Linked DNA regions of Homo sapiens: region 1 is linked to region 2. Evidence: read pairs that join two places in POLR2A ChIA-PET (ENCODE). Cell type or tissue: Panc1. All regions are shown on one strand. Links, peaks and the distances in the headings refer to the core of each region. The heading gives the core; the rest is flanking DNA.

What was found. ChIA-PET counts read pairs that join two places held together with the same protein. Peaks named below come from ENCODE experiments on the same cell type or tissue, not always from the same donor. Only the 100,000 strongest peaks of a DNase experiment are listed, where the experiment ranks them.
Region 1: POLR2A ChIA-PET joins it to region 2 with 10 read pairs; 12 of 35 experiments call an interaction of 5 or more read pairs at or near these places.

What each region holds. Positions count from the first base shown.
Region 1 is chr1:201,767,935-201,777,957 of GRCh38, forward strand. The region is part of intron 7 of NAV1 (neuron navigator 1); the gene reads left to right. The region is part of intron 2 of IPO9-AS1 (IPO9 antisense RNA 1); the gene reads right to left. LOC124904483 (a long non-coding RNA gene) reads right to left here and starts at 9,608. Exons shown (of 2, transcript XR_007066790.1): 1 at 1-9,608. In Panc1, for the core only: a CTCF peak has its summit at 7,140; no DNase peak of the experiment used is centred there.
Region 2 is chr1:201,715,099-201,725,121 of GRCh38, forward strand. NAV1 (neuron navigator 1) reads left to right here. Exons shown (of 34, transcript NM_001389617.1): 7 at 3,292-3,657. All of the region lies in intron 2 of IPO9-AS1 (IPO9 antisense RNA 1), which reads right to left. MIR5191 (microRNA 5191) reads left to right here and starts at 4,410; the gene lies at 4,410-4,529. It overlaps LOC124904483 (a long non-coding RNA gene), which reads right to left. Exons shown (of 2, transcript XR_007066790.1): 2 at 6,957-9,817. RefSeq lists enhancers at 4,526-5,172, 9,381-9,882. In Panc1, for the core only: no CTCF peak of the experiment used is centred there; a DNase peak (open chromatin) is centred at 6,310; H3K4me3 peaks cover 1,025 bases; H3K27ac peaks cover 6,441 bases.

The sequences.
Region 1 (10,023 bases), core at 857-8,856, 52 kb after region 2:
TCCCTTGTTCAGATGTACCAAACTAGTCTTAGACTGGGACAGGTTGTCATTTCTTTCATTTGACTTGGATTTTTGTAACTTGGTCTCTCCCTATTAAGAGTTTAAGTCAGCTGGGCATGGTGGCTTATGCCTGTAATCCTAACACTTTGGGAGGCTGAGGGAGGCGGATCACCTGAGGTCAGGAGTTCGAGACCAGCCTGGACAACATGGTGAAACCCCATCTCTACTAAAAATACAAAAATTAGTCAGGTGTGGTGGTAATTACATGCCTGTAATCCCAGCTACTTGGGAGGCTGAGGCAGGAGAATCACTTGAACCTGGGAGGCAGAGGTTGTGGTGAGCCAAGATTGCGCCATTGCACTGCAGCCTGGGCAACAAGAGTGAAACTCCGTCTCAGAGAAAAAAAAAAAAAAAAGAGTAAGTACAGGCATGGTGGCTCATGCCTGTAATCCTAGCATTTTGGGAGTCCAAGGCAGGCAGATCGCTTGAGCTCAGTAGTTTGGAACCAGCCTGGGCAACATGGTGAAACCCTGTGTCTACAAAAAATTAAAAAATTAGCCAGGCGCAGTGGTGCGCACATGTAGTCCCAGCTACTTGGGGAGCTGAAGCAGGAGGATCACTTCAACCCAGGAGGTCAAGGCTGCAGTAAGCTGAGATCACACCACTGTACTCCAGCCTGGGTGACAAGGTGAGATCTTGTCTCAATTAAAAAAAAAAAAAAAAAAAGAGTTTAGAATCCACAACCACAGTTTTGTAGCAAACAAGTGCTAAAGTGTAGACCAAACACAAAAATAAATATATTTGATGTTGAATCATATGAAAGTGCCCAGGTTTGACCAATTTTTTACCTATAAGATTGGCAATTTCACGTGGTTTAACATAATACATTTTATCATAGATAGCAAGAGTATTCTTAAAGTAGCAAGCAAGGAAAGCTATATCTTAGCTTTAATCTGGTGTAGTTCCAAGAAAGCTATGGAAAATTTCAAGACTAGAGCAAATATTAGGAATGCATTCTGGTCTATAGTAGTGTATTCTTTGAGATCAGCTCAGTCCATTTCTAGCCAATAAGGTTAGCCTCTTCAAGAGGACAGATTAGTTTTGAGTCTGTATGTATTTAATTCTAACTTGGACTGATTCCACTTCCAGCTTTATGTGCTCTTTGCCCTGTCTCCTTAAAATTATCAAGAATAATTTGAGTATCAGGGGCAAATGTCATGAGATATCGCTGGCTGCAGAACCATCTAATGACAGCCTTATCTAAAACACTTGCACTATGAAAAATGTTCTTTTTATTTTGATCCATAGACATTCTAGCCCTTGGCAAACCTAGAACTGGGCTCATCACATTTGCTAGCCTCCTACTTATCTTGGTTTTCAGATTACTCTCAGTCCCTGGGTCAAATTCACACTTTGTCACTGTTGTCTATTTCACTGCCTAACCTAGGTCACCATCCATCAACTCTAGCAAGTGAGACAATATCAAGAGTTGTGATTATTGATGCTCTTTTACCGCTCTGCCCCATTTGATGTTTGTATATTTGATAGAATACAGTGCATACCTAGTTGGTATAGTGATGGGGACTGAAAAGCCCTCCAACTCTGAGTCTGGCTTTTTTTCATGATTGATTTGGGGATTTGTTTCCATGAAGTAGGGTACATTTTGTGGCCAAATAGCTTCCTGCTGTCTTGGAACCTGTTTCCAGTTTAGATGATAAAGTTAGTTATTCTCTTTCCTATATGAGGAAGCAAGAAGTCCTAGGTATCCCCTAGGCTTCCAATTCCATAAACTCTACTGGAAGTAAAAATAATTATAAGAGAAGAAAAAGAAAAAAAAGAAAACTCTCAGCTGTTAAAACCAGCCTATTGTACCGCAGATATTTCTCCACTCTCAGAAGAGAAAGTAGAGTTCCATGTATACAGCTCTTATGCATTAAGTAGTAAATAGAGAAATAGTTACTGATTCGCAAGGCATATATATTCTGGACAGAAGAACAGATTCAGTGTTCAAGTCTGACTTTTAAGAACCATGCTGTGCTACAGAAGCAATAAGGATTTTTTCCTATGTAGTCACAAGCTGGTCCACTCTTCCAGTTAGTTAGCCCACACCCTTGGCCCTCTGGCTGCCTGCAGGCTCCCTTGGCTATTCAAGTTCCATGGAATAGCTGGGCCTAAAATGTGGGGAGCAGACGGTGTGAGAGAAGTCTGGGAGGGGTAGCCAATCCTAGCCAAGAACTACGTTAGTGTTGGTGCTTTTCCCAGAGGGGAGGAGTGTTTCCTGCCCCATGCATTGCCACGTGTCTGCACAGACACAAACAGAGCAGTGTTCAGTTGAGCTGGCCTCTCCACAGTCCCTCTTTTCATCCTACAGAGGAGATGGATGCATCAGAGTGTTCCTTAGACTATGGTATCAGTGCTAGGAAGTGGGCAAGAAAACAAGAGGAGGAATCAGTTGCCATTCTTAGCAGCCCTAGATGAAGGGCTTTATTTATTCTAAGAGCACTCAAGGGGCTAATTTATTGAAGGGAATCGTATAGTGTCCTACACTATCACTCTCATCTTAACAACAAGGCTAAGCTGGATAAGCAACAAACATAACTTTTTAAAAATACAGATATCTAAGGATGCAAAGTACTCTAATTGAACTAAATTCCAGAAAGAGAAGAGCCATTCCTAGGAGAGATGGAATACATGGCTGTTTTCCTCCTAGGGTATGGCTAAGAGGAGCAAACCCACCATAGATGAGGATAAGGAGAAAATAGCTGAATTTCCTACAAACTTTTGAAGGCCACATGTAGGCTGGCCATAAGGAGCCCTAATTATAGAGCAAATAAGTACCCACCTACCCCTAAATCGTTCTCATGAGGGCTTCACTGAGTACACAGTGGCAGCAAGCTGATGGCTAAGGGCAGGACAGAAATCTGAGAAAGATCCCTGCCCCCACCCAATGTACACAGGACCTTCACTGATTATACAGCAGCAGTACAGTACAGTACAGTGGAACCTGAGAACAGGGCAGGAGGGTAGAGAAAGACCCCCTCCAAAGCACAAAAATCCTTCATTGAATGCACAGAAGTGGCTCACCAAGAGTGCAGAGAACTCCACAGCAGCCCAAAGCTGGCAGCTGGGCTGGATGGCATAGAGAGATCTCTGGGGACTCACTATGATCAGATCTTAAGTGCTACTGAAAGGACAGTCCTGATCCTGCCCTCAAAACATCTGGTGACCCGGGAGGCAGAGCTTGCAGTGAGCCGAGATCCCGCCACTGCACTCCAGCCTGGGCGACAGAGCGAGACTCCGTCTCAAAAAAAAAAAAAAAAACATCTGGTGATTTGGGAGGCTGAAGCAGGCAGGTCACCTGAGGTCAGGAGTTCAAGACCAGCCTGGCCAACATGGCGAAACTCCATCTCTACTTAAAATACAAAAATTGGCCGGGCATGGTGGCAGGCACCTGTAATCCTAGCTGAGGCAGGAGAATTGCTTGAACCCGGGAGGCGGAGGTTGCAGTGAGCCGAGACCACACCATTGCACTCCAGCCTGGGGAACAAGAGCAAGACTTCGTCTAGAAAAAAAAAAAAAAAAAAAAAACTGGTGAACTGACCTATAACAGAGCCCAAACCTGGCTCTATGACAGGCTAGACTGACTCAGCTCTCAATCCTAGCAGCCTAACAGCGGAAGGGACATGTCCTTTTCTGGATATACCTATTGCCACACTTTTACACACAACATCTGGCATAAAATAAAAAGTTACAAGACTCAGGAAGAAGCAGAAAAAATAAGACTGAGGGAAAAAATAGTCAATAGAAGCAGATCCACAGATGAGCCATATGTTGAAACTAACAGACAAGGATTGTAAAATCCTTTTTATAAATATGTTTAAGGATCCAGTAGAAAAGGTGAATTACATTTTTGTATAGATAGGGAATTTCAGCAGAGTACTGAAAGTTCTAAAAAGAGAATGTTAATAAATTCCCCCAACCCCAAAGCAAGGATTACATTTATAAACAAATTACTAGTTATTCTTGGAGAATATATAAATAGCAGCTCCAAAATCTTAACCTTTTTCCTGAAGTTATGCATTCTTGTTTTCATATAAGCAATGAGTGAGTGCCCACTGTATACAAGATATTGTATGAGGGGTACGAAGAAGCATAAGATTTAATCCTAACCTTCAGGGAAATATAGTCTAGTGAAAAGATGTGTGGACATAACTATTTCAAGGCAGACCACTCTAACAGAAGTATAGATATGTCTGTAGAAACATAAAAGAGAATGGGATTTTTCTGGCAAGGAGGATCATGGAAAGCCTCATGGAAGACTTGGCATTTGATCTGGAAATGGAAAATGCCTATGTGAAATATGAACAGATAGGGCTTATGTCCACTGATGTCAGATCCCTGGGATAATGCCAGGACTCCAGAGACTTCAGCAGCACACAGATCACTGCATAGTGGTGTGAGGACCGGCTCCTCATGCAGGTCTGTATTTCTAAAAGGAAATTAGGCAAGACAGCTGGTCACCTAATAGGAATCCTGGGGAACATAGGAAGTAGGAGTGGGATGGGAGTGGAGAAAAGTGGATAAAGCATTATGTTTATCAGTATTGTAACATGGTAAAGTCATATTTCTGGATTTTATTGGAGATGAAATCATTCCTTCCTCTGTATTGCTTTATGTATGTTGTCTATACCTCTGTCATGGATTTATTTCATTTATACACCTTTCTCCATCCTTGGGTTATACGCTCATTCTGGATAGCCACTTATTTTGAATGCCCATAGCAACTGATACCATGCATTATAAATACTAGGAGCTTGGGCCGGGCACAGTGGCTCATGCCTATAATCCCAGCACTTTGGGAGGCCAAGGCGGGTGGATCACGAGGTCAGGAGATCGAGACCATCCTGGCTAACACGGTGAAACCCCGTCTCTACTAAAAATACAAAAAATTGGCCGGGCGTGGTGGCGGGTGCTTGTAGTCCTAGCTACTTGGGAGGCTGAGGCAGGAGAATGGCATGAACCTGGGAGGCGGAGCTTGCAGTGAGCCGAGATCATGCCACTGTACTCCAGCCTGGGCGACAGAGCAAGATTCCATCTCAAAAAAAAAAAAAAAAATACTAGGAGCTTGATGACTGTTTGCTCAATTGAAGTTGAATTTAACCCTAGGCAGAGTTTATAGGGATTAAACTCAGGTAGTCTGGCTCCAACATCTGTGCTCTTAATCACTATACTACATTAATGATGGCTCATGAATAATCTTGATAAATGGGCTGTAGAATGTTTTTTAAAAAATACACAGAGACAGGGTCTCACTATGTTGCCCAGGCTGGTCTCAAACTCCTGGCCTTAAGCAATCCTCCCTCCTCAGCCTCCCAAAGTGCTACGATTACTGGTGTAAACCATCATGCCCAGCCAGGCTGCAGAATTTTTATTTTATCATGTCAGTAACAGAGAGCTAATGAAGGTTTTGCTAAGTGCCACACTTTTGGGTGATTAGGCTTCTGATTATATTCAGTGCATGTTAGAGGGAGGGAGGAGTAGAACTGATAAGAAGTCTTTCACAGTGGCTCAAGTGAGAGGACATTAGGCTCTGAACCAGAGCAAAGGCAGGGGAAAGTTAAAGGAAGAGACAGATTTGAAAGGAAAGTGGTAATACAATCAATGATGTGTTACAGTCTTGATGAGGAGGGGGAGGAAAAAGGAGTTGAAGACATACCTAAGTTTTTGATAGAGCAATGAGGGGAAAAGGTGATGCTTTTTAGTGGAAATAGGGAATGAGACGTGTAAATTTTGGAGGGTAGACTAGATGATATGAGGAGAATAGTAAGTGGGAAAATAAGTATCCCATGGAGAAAGTTCTTTAATTTACCTCTATAATCTGTTATAGCTCCCTTGAAATATCCGTTGACAAGGTTCTTCATCTTCATTGTCCTGTTATATCTGACTCAATCTCTCATATGCTCATTCAGACTCATTTCCTCTCTGTTCTGGGGGTAGATGAAAATGACAAAGTGCCATTGTTCTTATAAGAACTCGCCCCAAATAAAAACTTTTGACACCATTTCTGTCGTACATCAGTAGCCTGTTGGTGGTTGTTTGGATTTGTAGATTAGATTATACAGGGTTATTGAGGTCTCTGCATTCTTTGTTGTTTTCACCTCCTCGTGAATTTAGGCCTAGCTTGTTGTTGCCCAGCTCTCTTTTCTGTACTTGAGATCTATGTGAGAAACAAATATAAAGAGAAATGGGAGGGAGACAGCAAAATCCAGCTTAGAGTGAGCAAAGAAATTCTTTCTGCCAAACAACAGATGCAGTAGCCCTGCATAACTCTGAGCCCTGTCCTCTTTACTTTATTCTTTTTGATGCCATATTTAAGCTGCCTTCCTTTCTCCCTGCTATCTTGAGTGACCAGGCAGTTGCTTTGCAGTACTCTGACTGATGAACTGTAAAATTTGCAAACTCTTCTAAAGACATTCTATTCTTACACCTCAACCAGTCATATGTTTCAGGATGGACAGTGTCCATCCAGCCTTTTTTCTCCCACAGCTCTTGAGTCTTCAAAAAAAATCATCTAGCCCAGGTGCAATGGCTCATGCCTGTAATTCCAGCTCTTTGGGAGGCTGAGGCAAGAGGATCACTTGAACCCAGGAGTTCATGACCAGCCCGGGCAACATAGCAAGACCCCATCTCAAAAAAAATATTATCTAGATGGTTTCTTCTGCCTCTGTGTAATTTGACTTTGGAACTCCAAAGCTAATGTCTCGTCACCTCTCTCTACTCAAAGGCTACCCATCAGGATATCTTATCCAAAAGAGTCACTTAGGATATATTTCACATATTTCACAACTACCACAAAAGTTAAATGAAAATAAAGCGTTTTTCTTTTCATAAGTCATAAAACCACAAAGACAAAGAATAGGAGAAGAAAGAGATAATAGTGATGAGATCATGGGAAGCTGGAAATCAGACTGGCAAGTATGAACTGGTGGATCAGACTTAAAGTCGAATCCTGAGCCAGCAGTGGAGGAAGTGGGGCAGCAACTCAATTTGCACCCCAGAATCCTCAAAAAGCTTCATAATTGGTGGCATCAGGTAGGTTTAATAGGGGAAGAGGTAAGTCTAAAAACAAGAGGACTGGTTGAAAATTTATAGAAAAAACACTTAGACTCTCAGATTCTCCCCTCCATTCCCCTCCATCTGCTCCCAAAGGGGGAGCCCTTTCCCTCCATTAACAGAAGACTGGAGACATTTTCTGGAGAGAGTAAAACAGGTAGTCTCTGGACTGGTGGACTCCTGACACAAGTGAGGGCATAGATTTTAAACTAAAACAAGGGAGAGGGGAATAAATAAAACTTTGCATATTGAATGTTGAAAGCTCCAGGCTCTTCTCTAACTCAGCTCGTAGAATGCTGGTCTTACATGCTGCAGGCTGGAGTTTGGAAGACTCACCTCTAGGAAATCTGACCAACCCATGAGAAAAAACTTAAATGAATCAGTCCAATCTCATCTCCCTATACTGAAGCCATAGTTGACAAGTCCTACTGCATGTGCACAAAGGTTCTCAATAACTTATAATGAGTGTCCCAGTCTTCCATATAAGCAAACAGCCAAGCTTCATCACACATCTCAGAAGGTCTATAACACGAAGTCCCGCCAGTACAAACAGAACAAAGCAACTTGGAACCAGAAACTATGCAAGGACATTGGAAACCTGCCCCTCCAAATGAATGAGTGAATGAATGTCTCCGAGAGTTGAAAAAGAGATTGTATCCTTGAAAGAAAGAACAGTATGCTGTTTAAAATTTTTTAAAGAAGCCTTGGAAATTTAAAATATGGTAGAAGCCTGGGCGCAGTGGCTCGCAACTGTAATCCCAGCACTTTGGGAGGCTGAGGAGGGAAGATTGCTTGAAGCCAGGAGTTTGAGACCAGCCTGAACAACATAGTGAGACCCTGGCTCTACAAAAATTTTAAAGTTAGCTGGGCATGGTAGCACACGCCTATAATCCCAGCTACTCGGGAAACTGAAGCAGAAAGATCACTTGAGCCCAGGAGTTTGAGGCTGCAGTGAACTATGGTGCATCACCACACTCTAGCCTGGGTAAGAATACAAGATCCCGTCTCTAAAATATACATATACATATATACAATACCCATACATACATTTATGTGTATATATATGTATGTCTATATATTTATATGTGTGTGTACCTATATATGTATGTGTGATAGAAGAAATGAAAAACTTAATAGAAAGGATGGAAGATAAAATTGAGGCCATTGCTCAAAAAGTAGAGTTTAGCAGCCAGGCTGGCTCAAGCCAGTAATCCCAGCACTTTGGGAGCCCCAGGTGGGAGGATCACTTGAGACCAGCCTGGGCAACATAAGGAGACCCTGACTCTACAAAAAAAAAAAAAAAAAAAAAAAAGTTCGGGCATGGTGGTTCACGCCTATAATCCCAGCACTTTGGGAGGCTTAGGCAGGCAGATGACGAGGTCAAGAGATCGAGACCATTCTGGCTAACACGGTGAAACCCCATCTCTACTAAATATACAAAAAATTAGCCAGGCATGGCAGCACGCGCCTGTAGTCTCAGCTACTCAGGAGGTTGAGGCAGGAGAATCGCTTGAACCCAGGGGACGGAGGTTGCAGTGAGCCCAGATTGCACCACTGCACTCTAGCCTGGGTGACAGAGCAAGACTCCATCTCAAAAAAAAAAAAAAAAGAGTTGTTTTTTTTTAAAGGTACTAGAAAATAAGAGAGAAATGTAGAAAATCAGCCAAAAAATCTGTTAACTGAATTACAAATACTCTAGAAGAGAGAACTGAAAAATGAAGAGAAAATCATCAAAAAATTTTTGATAAAATTTCTCAAAACTGAAGGTAATGAGTGTGTAGATTCAAAGCATCCGGTAAAGTACCCAATACGATGGATAAAAAATAACTCCCACACCAAGGCACATCATTAGCGATGTTTCAGTGCACAAGAAGATGCTAAAAGTTCCAGAGGGGAGACAAAAAAAAACAGGTCACATACAAGGACAAAGAATCAGAAGGGCAACAATAGAAACAGACATAGAACAATGCCTTTAGATTCTGAAAGAAGATATTTTCAGCTTAGAATTCTGTGGCTACCCAAAATCTCACATGTAAAGATGGAATAAAGACATTTTATGACATGTAAGGTCTTACGAAGTTTACTTCCAAAGCACCCCTTTTCAGAAACCTACTGGAAGAGGTACTTCACTGAAACAAGGAGTAAAACAACAAAGAGGAAGACTGAGATTCCAGTTTAAGTCAGGTATAGAGAATCGCCAGGATAATGAAGTGTGGTCGCATAATGTCAACTATTCAGCAGATCCAGAGAGCAAACAGCTAGAAGATATATGCATAGGGATATTTTTGAAGGATGCACAGAAAACTGTTAATAATAGTTACCTTAGAAGTAAAAATGGGAGGGCAAAAAAGGAGCACTTTTCCTTTTTCCTTTATATAATATCTGGATCCTTATTAGAGCATGTACTATTTCTTTTGTTTTGTTTGTAGTGACAGAGGTCTTGCTTTGTTGCCCAGGCTGGTCTTGAACACCTGGCTTCAAGGAGGAGTTTTGCACCCAGCCTTTTTTTTTTTTAACAAAAGGTCTTGCTCTGTCACTCTTTAACTTTTATTTTTTTTTCAAGCCATTCAAATGTAATAGTGGGTTTTTGTTGTTGTTGTTGTTGTTGTTTAAAGAAAGAGGGCTGGGTGCGGTGGCTCACACCTATAATCCCAGCACTTTGGGAGGCCAAGGTGGGTGGATCACTTGAGGCCAGGAGTTGGAGACCTGCCTGGCCAACATGGTGAAACACCGTGTCTACTAAAAATACAAAAATTGCATACCTGTAATCCCAGCTACTTGGGAGGCTGAGGCACAAGAATCAATTGAACCTGGGAGGCGAAGGCTGCAATGAGCTGAGATTATGCCACTGCCTTCCAGCCTGGGTGACACAGTGAGAGGAAAGAAAGAAAGAGAGAGAGAGAGGAAGAA
Region 2 (10,023 bases), core at 1,312-9,311:
TTTGGTTTATATTATTCCTGTTCCACACTGGTAGCCAAAACAATGATTCCCTGACTTTTTATGGCTCTTTTTTTTTTTTTTTTGAGACAGAGTCTCACTGTCTCCCAGGCTGGAGTGCCTTGGCATGATCTCAGCTCACTGCAACCTCTGTCTCCCAGGTCAAGCGATTCTTCTGCCTCAGCCTCTGAAGTAGCTGGGACTACAGGTGCGTGCCACCACACCGGCTAATTTTTGTATTTTTAGTAGAGATGGGGTTTCACCATGTTGGCCAGGCTGGTCTAGAACTCCTGACCTCAGGTAATCCACCCACTTCGGCCACCCAAAGTGCTGGGATTACAGGTGTGAGCCACCACGCCCTGCCGGCTCTTTTACTTTTTAAAGGGCTTTCTATCAATGAGCCCTTCCCTTAGCCCTGGAAGTAGACAGGATATATACATACTCCCTGGGTTAGAGAATGAGGCTGGGGGCAGGGAGGCACCTGCCAGAGTCACGCTGGCTGATGAGGGTAGGTTCTGTACTCTGCATGCTCAGAACCCATGCCAGCTGTGTGCCAGGCACAGCGCTGGGCACTGGCTCCCCAGAACACACACAAGCTTCATCCTCGGAGCTTATGGTCCAGTGTGTGCTTCCTGCAAGGCTGTTTTCACCCAGGAACTCCCAGGATAACTGGATTCCATTCCTTTTCAGAAGCCTTTACTCCTGTGCTGCTTCCTCAATTTCTACTGGTTCATTTCCCCCAGCGAGGAGAGTCTGGGTCAGACTGTGGCTGGAGAGGAAATGAAACTGTGTCCTCCCCAGAGAAAGGCAAGCCTGAAGGGTGGGTGCAGGGCTGGAATTCAAGAACTGAGGATCTGAGCTAGAATCCCCCTCACCAAGCTTAAGTCTAGAGATGTCTAGAGATGTGTTTGGGGGAACTGAAAAAAAAAGAGAGAGCTGTGGAATAGGGGAAGAGGCAATTTTAGTACAAATAACTAAACAGGGGCAGGCCAGGAATAGAATTGAGGAACCCAGATGCTGAGTGCAGCCCTCACTCCCACACTAGTATATAACCATGGTGTAGGCTAACTACCCAAACCAGCTTCCCTGGAGATCCCCGCCACCCTCTTAGTATGGTTAGCATCATCCTCTTCCTCCCCTGTCTCATCCCATGGTCAAGGTCAGCTTGCTTTTATCAAGCACTTACTGCACAGGGCGCTGGACTGAGTTTTCTGATGAGAACTTCCTTGCTTTTTACTCACACATCCATCGTGGGTTTGCTCCTCTTTGATTCATTCTAGAGCACCAGCTCTAGGCCAGGTGCCATGCAAAGTGCTGAAATACCGTGGTGAGTGAGCAAGGCAGACAAAGTCGCACCATCACTACAGTCTCTGGCTTCGGGGCACATCGGTTTCTGTCCAAGGAGATGTGATGTCTAGGTCCACAGTAATTAGAAGCCGAAACAAGACACTGTATGAGGCAGAGCTGCAGAACACAAAGGGGTTCCTAAAGGGCTGCCAGAAGCAGGGTGCAGTGGCTCACGCCAGTAACCCCAGCACTGTGGGAGGCCGAGGTGGGAGGATTGCTTGAGTTCAGGAGTTCAAGACCAGCCTGGACAACATGGCAAAACCCCATCTCTATAAAAAATACAAAAATTAGCCAGATGTGCTCATGTGTGCCTGTCGTCCCTGCTACTTTGGGGCTGAGGCAGGAGGGTCACTTGAGCTCGGGAGGTCAAGGCTGCAGTGAGCCGTGTTTGCACCACTACACTCCAGCCTAGGCAACAGAGTGAGACCCTGTCTCAAAAATAAGTAAATAAGTAAAAAGAGTTGGCAGGGCCAGGAGGGGAGCCGCTGGGCATGGACACGGTCAGGAAGCCCTCCAGAGGGCCAGAAGCAGCTGCCACTGATTGCCCTGACTGGCCAGGGCCTCCCCCATCTTGCCCACAGGACTACTGCCAGGACCCCAGCACACTCAGTTTCAAGAGCGTTTGGATCCCTCAAGTTCTGCTGGTTAGAAAATAAGACCGTATTTTCTCAGGTCCAATAGAGACAACTTTGGAAATTTTTCTTCTTTTCAAGGAACTTGATAGAAACCAGAATGGAAAAATCAATGTCCCACTCCCATTCCAGCCCCCAAAGTGGCTAAGCAATGGATGTGTTCACAGAGCAGTGATTGCTTGGGCTCATGTAACTCATGTCCAGCCACAGATTGCCTCAGTTGCCCCAGCTTTCTTGGCCACCAAACCCCGTTTCGCTTACTTAGTCCTGTCTGGCTTAATTAGGATAAGTTATGGAGACCCTGCCTGAGGCTGATTTGGGCTGGCCCCACTGCTAGGCTAGATGGAATTATGGGTCTCAGCCTGAACCCAAGTCCAAGCCACCCCTTCAACCAGATTCCAGTTGTATTTCCTCTCTGCAGCCCGCCTGGCCCTATCTCCTTCCCTAGTCCCCCAGGTTCCCCTAGTCTCAGGCCATCCAGCACTCACCTGGGCATTGCTCCCTTGGCCTGGTCTAGCAGGGCCTGAGGCTTGAGACTCTGGACATTTGGCTTCACCCCCATGTCTGGTTCCCTGTGTCCTCTCCTTTGTCCAGTTAAGGCTGCTTCTATTCTCTGGGGAGGCTTATTTCCCCTGCTGCCCTAGGCCTGTGGCTTGGACCAGTCTTACTGGGGACCTGCCATACATCCCAGATTCCCAAAGCTTTTCCTATACTCTCTGCACTCTACTTCAGCTTTCCTATATATGATGTTTGGGAATCAGCTAGCCCTCAGCTAATTACTAGAAGAGAGGTGATGGACACACCATTAACAAAATGACCAAGGCCTTCTAAGCTCAAGTGACCAGTCTCTCCCACTTGCCTCCAGGTCTGTTGACCCCTTCCATATACCAGGCACTGTGTTCTGTCTGTACATATGTGATCCTTACAACTCTATAAGGTAGATGTTATGCCATTATCCCCATTGTACAGATGGGGAAACTGAAGCTTTAGTTATTTACTTTCCTTGGGCTCCTTTACTAACCAATACCAAAAAAGAATTCAAACCTAGGTCATATTACACAATCTAGGGTCTTAACAGTATACAGGATTTCTTCCCTAGCCACTTAATTAAGATCATTTCCTTTGTCAAACAGATAACGTATCACAAAGGTAACACACAACCAGAGGCCTCATGGAGGAGGTGGAGCTTGGGCAGGTGGGGAGGAGGTGACAGGGCCTGTGGGTGGAGGGGAGGCATTGCTGGGGTGCATGTGAGGGGACAGGGCACACGGCGGCTGTGCCAAGGACTAAGTAGTGCCTTCTGCTCTCCACCCAGCTCCCTGGAGATGACCTGCTACGACAGCGATGATGCCAACCCACGCAGCGTGTCCAGCCTCTCCAACCGCTCGTCCCCTCTGTCATGGCGCTATGGCCAGTCCAGTCCGCGGCTGCAGGCTGGTGACGCGCCCTCTGTGGGTGGGAGCTGCCGCTCGGAGGGGACGCCCGCCTGGTACATGCACGGCGAACGGGCCCACTACTCCCACACCATGCCCATGCGCAGCCCCAGCAAGCTCAGCCATATCTCCCGCCTGGAGCTGGTCGAATCCCTGGACTCGGATGAGGTGGACCTCAAGTCCGGCTACATGAGCGACAGTGACCTCATGGGCAAGACCATGACGGAGGATGATGACATCACTACCGGGTAAGCGCAGGGGCTTCTTGGATGGCGGGGGAGGATGGTGGAAAGACCACTGGGATGCGACGCCTTAAAAGTGGAGTGGAACCCAAAACGGGTTTTGGTTTGCTGTGCTGCTATGAAAGTACACAAAAGTGTGCTGTGTACACTTTGTGATTGCCTCTGAAATTCGATGTGGTTTATTCTAGACTTGGGTGTGGTGTAGGCAGGGCCTACATCCAAGGAGCTGATTGGTCAATGAAGGCGCCTCCCTCTCATTGGTCTCTGTGGCTGTCATTCTGTCACCCTCCTCCCTGGCTCTTTGCCCTCAATAAACTGGCTCAAAGAGCCTTGGAAAAGCATTTTATTCCCAGCTCTTATGCGAACTCTGTGTAGACCCTGGACAACTAAATCTGCTTTCCCATTTGCAAAAAAAAAAAAAACCAAAAAGGTTATTAACATCGTATCTGTCTACCTAAGAAGAGAAAATGAGAGCTTGTGGGTGAAATCGCTAGTCAAACAGTGAGTAGCAGCAGTAGCTCCACTTCCTTTGCCAGGGGTTCGTAACCCCTCAGTTCCCTATCCGACCCCTGTGGTCCTCAGTGTCTGCTCCTTGGGTTTCTTCCTGTGCAAACCTTCTACCAATCATGCAACTTCCTAATCCCTACCCAGCGTGTCAAATCCTTCTTTCCTGCCTTTTGCCCTGCAGGGACCCTCATCTTCTTATATTTTTCTGCCTTAATTGACAGAGTTGTGCCTATGCCTTCCAACCTTGGAAGAGTTGGCCAGGACCCCAAGCCCCCAGCACTTCATTCTTGCTGTCCTCTCCTGGTCTGGGAGGATAGAAGAGAGGATAGGAAGAATGAAGTGCTGGGCGCTTAGGGGGATCCTGGCCAACTCTTCCAAGCCCAGAGACAGGAGAGAGGCAGTGGTTCTGGAAGCTTCTCTGGAGCACCTCTTAGCCTACTGCCACTTTCACTCTCCCTTCTTGGTTTGCTGGTGCCCTCCTCCGCCAAGGGGCCATACAAGTAGCAGCAGCATCCCTTCCCTTCCTTCTCAGGGACTTAATATCTTACTGCCAGGGCCTGCCTCTCCCCAATAAAAATCCCAGACTTCAAGGGAGTGGAAAGTAGCCTCTCCTCGGAAAAGACGAGAGCCAAGCTCCAGGCCATCCACTGTTCCCCACCCCCATCTCCACCCCTGCAGAGAACTTGGAGGGATCTGGTTAGGGCTTGTCCAGCTGATGAGGCTGCTCTGGAGCAAAACAACTGACGCATGAATGGAGTTGTTTACTGCCTGTTAAATCCCAGGGGCCAGCCCAACCTCGCGCTCACGCTCAGATCCACCAGCCTGGAGCTGGGACCAGAGAAAAGCCATGCAGTGCACAGATCCTGAGCTCCTTCTGTGGTCAGAGGCCTGTGCTGGGCAGGAAGGAGAGCCAAGGTGTGTGAGGAGCTGCTCCACACAGCCTCTGCCCTAGGAAGCTGCCAGGGACTGCCTGAGGAAGTGTCAGGTCACTGCCCTCCTCTGAGAATCCCAGGAGGGTGCAGAGGGTGGCACAAGCCCTGCGGGGCTGAGTCTTTAGAAAGTCCCCCATGTGTTAGAAGAACCATAGCCCTAGACCCTAGGGAGCTTCCAGACAGGGGAAGTGATAGGACCCCTGCCCAGCACAGCTCCCAGATTGATGGAGGTGACGGGGCCCCTGCCCAGCACAGCTCCCAAACTGATGGAAACGAGATCCCTCTGAGAGCCCTTCACCCCACCAACCCACCTGATGGCCATGGCAGAAAATACCCCAAGTGTTGCAAGGTACAGGAGCCCTGCTTGGAGACGTCGCAGTCTGAGGAAGGTGGCAGGACTTCCGGCTCTTAACTAGCTGTATGAGCTTGAGCAAACTGGTTCACCTCCCCAGGCTTTCTTTCATTTGTCTATCTGTCAAATGCAGATAACAGTAGAACTTATCTCAGGGTTCTGATGAGGATTCAATGGGTTAATATATGTAAAGTACTTAGAATAATTCCTGGCTCATTGTAAATGCTCACTAAATGATAGCTATTATTTTTGTTGCTATATTATTTTTGTTGTTATTAGAGTCCCAGACTGATGGAGAGACATGATTCTTACCGTCAGGGGTGTGTAGTCTGACCAGAGTCCCACTTACTCAGCATCAGCAGCAAAGACAGATCTAGTAGCAGCTGGTCAATCCCAGGGGCATAGATAATAGGCTGTGGGGGCATGGAATGCAGGGGGAAAGGGTAGGAAAGACCCCCTTTATCCCCCCTCTAACACCCTTGCTTTATCCTCCTTCCTCTGGACAGGATGTGTGTTCCCGAATCCATTTTTTAAAAATTAGAGTTCACCGAGACTAGCATGAATAAGAACTTGCCTTCCCTGCACAGCCCCCAGCTGTAAGCCTTGGGAAGCCTGGAGTTTGCATGGGGAACACAGAATCAATTGTTGGCATGGCAATATCCATAAAGTGGACCTTCCTGTAAACTGTGATGCTAGTTTACAAGATCATTTCACATGCATTTTTTATGGTCAACCTTCAGTTAGCAGTAACCCTTAACACGAGTTTGTTAACTTCCCTGCTGGGACTGTAAACATGGCCATCTGAGAAGTCAGAGTTGAAGGGAATCAACTTATAATCCCCAGTAATTTAATGTAAACAGTCACTCCTCGATTATGGGTTTTCATGGTTAAGTGTTGTTGTTGTTTTAATTAGTAACAGGGCAACCTGGATTCCAGCGACTCTTTAAGTGAACATGCAAACCTGAGCTGTCGTTGCTCAGCCTCCTGTTGGTCTTCTCATCCCCACTGTGGTTTCCATCTAGATGTTATAATTTAGAAAATGTCCTATTTCTTAAAAAACTGTTTTTCTAGTCATTAAAGGGGTAGGACTGTTCCCTGTAGGGATAGCTTCAGCGCTTCCCTCCACACTGCGACACCCCTGCCCACCCATCAGCCTCGGCCCACTGCAATTTACTTTCCCACCTCCCAAGAGCTCCCAGCACTGGGCCAGCAGAAAAGCTGATCTTTCCCCACTGGGTGACATAATCGGCTCCAAGCTATCCGAGTGAGCCATAAAAGATGACAGTAATTCTGGCGCTTTCTCCACACTCTGTTTATCTGCGGGGGGATCATCCCTTTGACGGCTCTTCCCAAGCCCCTGTTCAGTCTCAAGTCAGCTCTCCCTACTCCCTCCAGTGACCAGGCCCCTTTCAGGTCATTAGTCAGCAAACCAAAGAAGGCAAATTCTTCAAACTGAAGTCAGCAAACTAGAAGGAAGAAAGTGACTCTGATGCTGCTACCAGAATAATCATACATGTTTTTTAAAAAGGATTTATTTTTAAAAATTGTGGTTATATATATATAACATAAAATTTACCATTTTATGTTAACCATTTTAAAGTGTACAGTTTAGTGGCATTCAGTACATTCACACTGCTGTGTAACCATCATCACGTCCATCTCCAGAATTCTGTCTTCTCCCCAAAGAGAAACTGTACCCATTAAACAGTAGCTACCCTTTCCTCCTCCCTTCAGCTCCTGGGAGCCACCATTCTACTTTTCGTCTCTATGAATTTGACTACTCTAGGTAACCCATATAAGTGGAATCATACAGTCTTTGTTGTTGTTGTTGTTTAATGACTGGCTTATTTACTTAGCATAATGTCATCAGGGAGCATTTATGTTGTAGCGTTAGAATTTCATTCTTTTTTCAGGTTGAACTCTATTCTGTTGTAGGTATACGCCACATTTTGTTTACCCATTCATCTGTTCATGGGTTGTTACCACCTTTTGGCTATTGTGAAGAATGTTGCTCTGAAAATTAGTGTCCAAATATTATTCAAGTCCCTGCTTTCGGTTCTTTTTGGGTATATACCTGGAAATGGAATTGCTGTATCATATGGTAATTCTATGTGTTTTTTGTTTGTTTGTTTGTTTGTTTGTTTTGAGGAACCACCATACCGTTTTCCACAATGGCTGCACCATTTGATATTTCTACCAGCAATGAATGAGGGTTCTAATTTCTCCGAATTCTCCCCAACATTTACTATTTTCTGTTTTGTTTGTATTTATAGTAGCCATCCTGGCCAGGCGCGGTGGCTCACACCTGTAATCCCAGCACTTTGGGAGGCTGGGTTGGGTAGATCACTTGAGGTCAGGAGTTGGAGACCAGTCCGGCCAACTGGTGTGGGGTGAAACCCCATCTCTACCAAAACTACAAAAACTAGCTGGCGTGGTGGTGCGTGCCTGTAATACCAGCTATTCGGGAGGCTGACACAGGAGAATTGCTTTAACCCAGGAGGCGGAGGTTGCAGAGAGTCGAGATTGCACCACTGCACTCCAGCCTGGGCGACAGAGCGAGACTCCAACTCAAAAAAAGAAAAAACCCATCCTGATGGAGGCGAAGTGGTTATCTCATTGTGGTTTTGATTTCTGTAGTGATTAGTAATATGGAGCAGCTTTATGTACTTATTAGCTATTTGTACATCTTCTTTGGAGAGATATCTATTCAAGTCCTTTGCCCATTTTTAAATTGTGTTGTTTAATTTCTTTTTGAGTGTTAAGAGTTCTTTATATATGCTAGATATGAACCTTTTATCACATGTATGATTTGGAGATATTTTCTTTCATTCTGTGTATTGGGTTTCCTTTTCATTCTGTAGATGTATCCTTTGATGCACAAAAGCTTTTTATTTAGATGAAATCCATTTTATCTGTTTTTTTCTTTTGTTGGCTATGCTTTGAGTGTCATATCTAAGAAATCACTGCAAAATCTAACGCCATGCAGCTTTTCCCCTACGTTTTCTTCTGAGAGTTTTATAGCTGATGGGGTTTTTTGGAAATACAAATTCTAAGCCTCAGACTTACCAATGCAGAATCTCTGCTACCCAGAAAGCCACATTTTTCTAAAGCTTCTCAGTAATTTTAGACTAGTCCATGTTCCTATCTAGTACAATAATCTTATCTACAGTATCCCTGACAGACAGTCTTTCATCCTTGGCTTGCATAGGCACAGTGATGGGAAGCTTATTCCATATCATACAGAATTAAGTTATAAGAAAGTTTCTAAATATTCAACTGAAATCTGTTTCGCTGTAACTTCTACCTATTGATTCAAATTCTGTCATCTGGGAAAAATAGAATAAGGGTGTAACTCTTCATCCAAATATTTCAACATGTTCTTAATATAGCTCAAATATTCTCTAGACCAAAAAGAAAAAGAAAAAGTCCCTAGCTTATTTCAGTACTTTTTTCAATGACCCAGTTTTTCGAACCTTTCATTGTCCTGGTCACCCTCCTCTGGAAGCTCTCAGGACGTCAATGACCCTCTTAAAATTTGGCACCTAGACTGATCACCCGCTTGACACTAGAAGTAGTCTCGCCAGGGTAATATCCAAATCATGACACTGCAGACAACTTTGAGTTGGCTGCTGACTGTCCTAGATGACAGCTCGGGCCATTTTTACCACTTGGAAATACAAAAGGAATTTGTTTTTCTAAAAATAGGAAAGTCTGGAATTTAATCTAAATAAGAAGATAAGTTTCACAGCCATCTGTCCTTCCATCCCTGGCATCCATTGGAGTGGGAGGGGAATAGAGGATGGGTACCCATACAGAGGTGGATGCAGGCACTGAGTAGAGGAGGCACACGTGCCTGATGGGAGGAGGTCAGAGGGCCCTCCATCTTCTCCCTACTTTAATGTGGGTTTCCCTCTCAATGTGTCCATTTTTGTGTATGTGAATGGGTGAGCTGTGTCTGAGCTGGGTGGCAGTAATGGATGGGGACTTGCAGGCCAGTGCAGTAACACTACTGCCAAGTCCCACAACTCCAGAGGGTGCCCTTCACATTACATAGAGGTGTGAGGTCCACAGCCCTGACAGGACTGCTGTCCTGAAACCTATGCCAAGGGCCACAGGGCCTTAGACAGAGTCAGCAGGCTCCATCTTGAGCGAGTGCTGTAGGCGTGTGTCGGGAACAGAAGGATTCCTTGGCGACTTCTGCCACACCCTGGCTCTCTCATCAGGTGGCTTCCTGCCCTCCGTGTGTGGCTGGATGTTCCAGTCTTCTTATTTTTCTCTTCACCGCCCCTTCCTCCACTCCCCAGCCTGTCCTCTTGAACTGTGCTTGGGGGCTCAGAACAGATGGGATTCGTTTCCTCTTTGGCTCTGAAGTGTCCTGACGTTGAAAAATGTCAAATAAAATAAACTGTAGGCCCCTGCCTTCTCCCAGGCTGGCTCTGTGCTCCCAGAATCAGCGAGCTCAAGCCTTAAAGAGACACTTCCAGCCTTGCTGACAGGGCCCCAGCCTCTGCAGCTACCCTCCTGAGAAGGAGCTGCATTCACTGCCCTCCCACTTGGCTCATGTCTGACTCTCAGACCTCA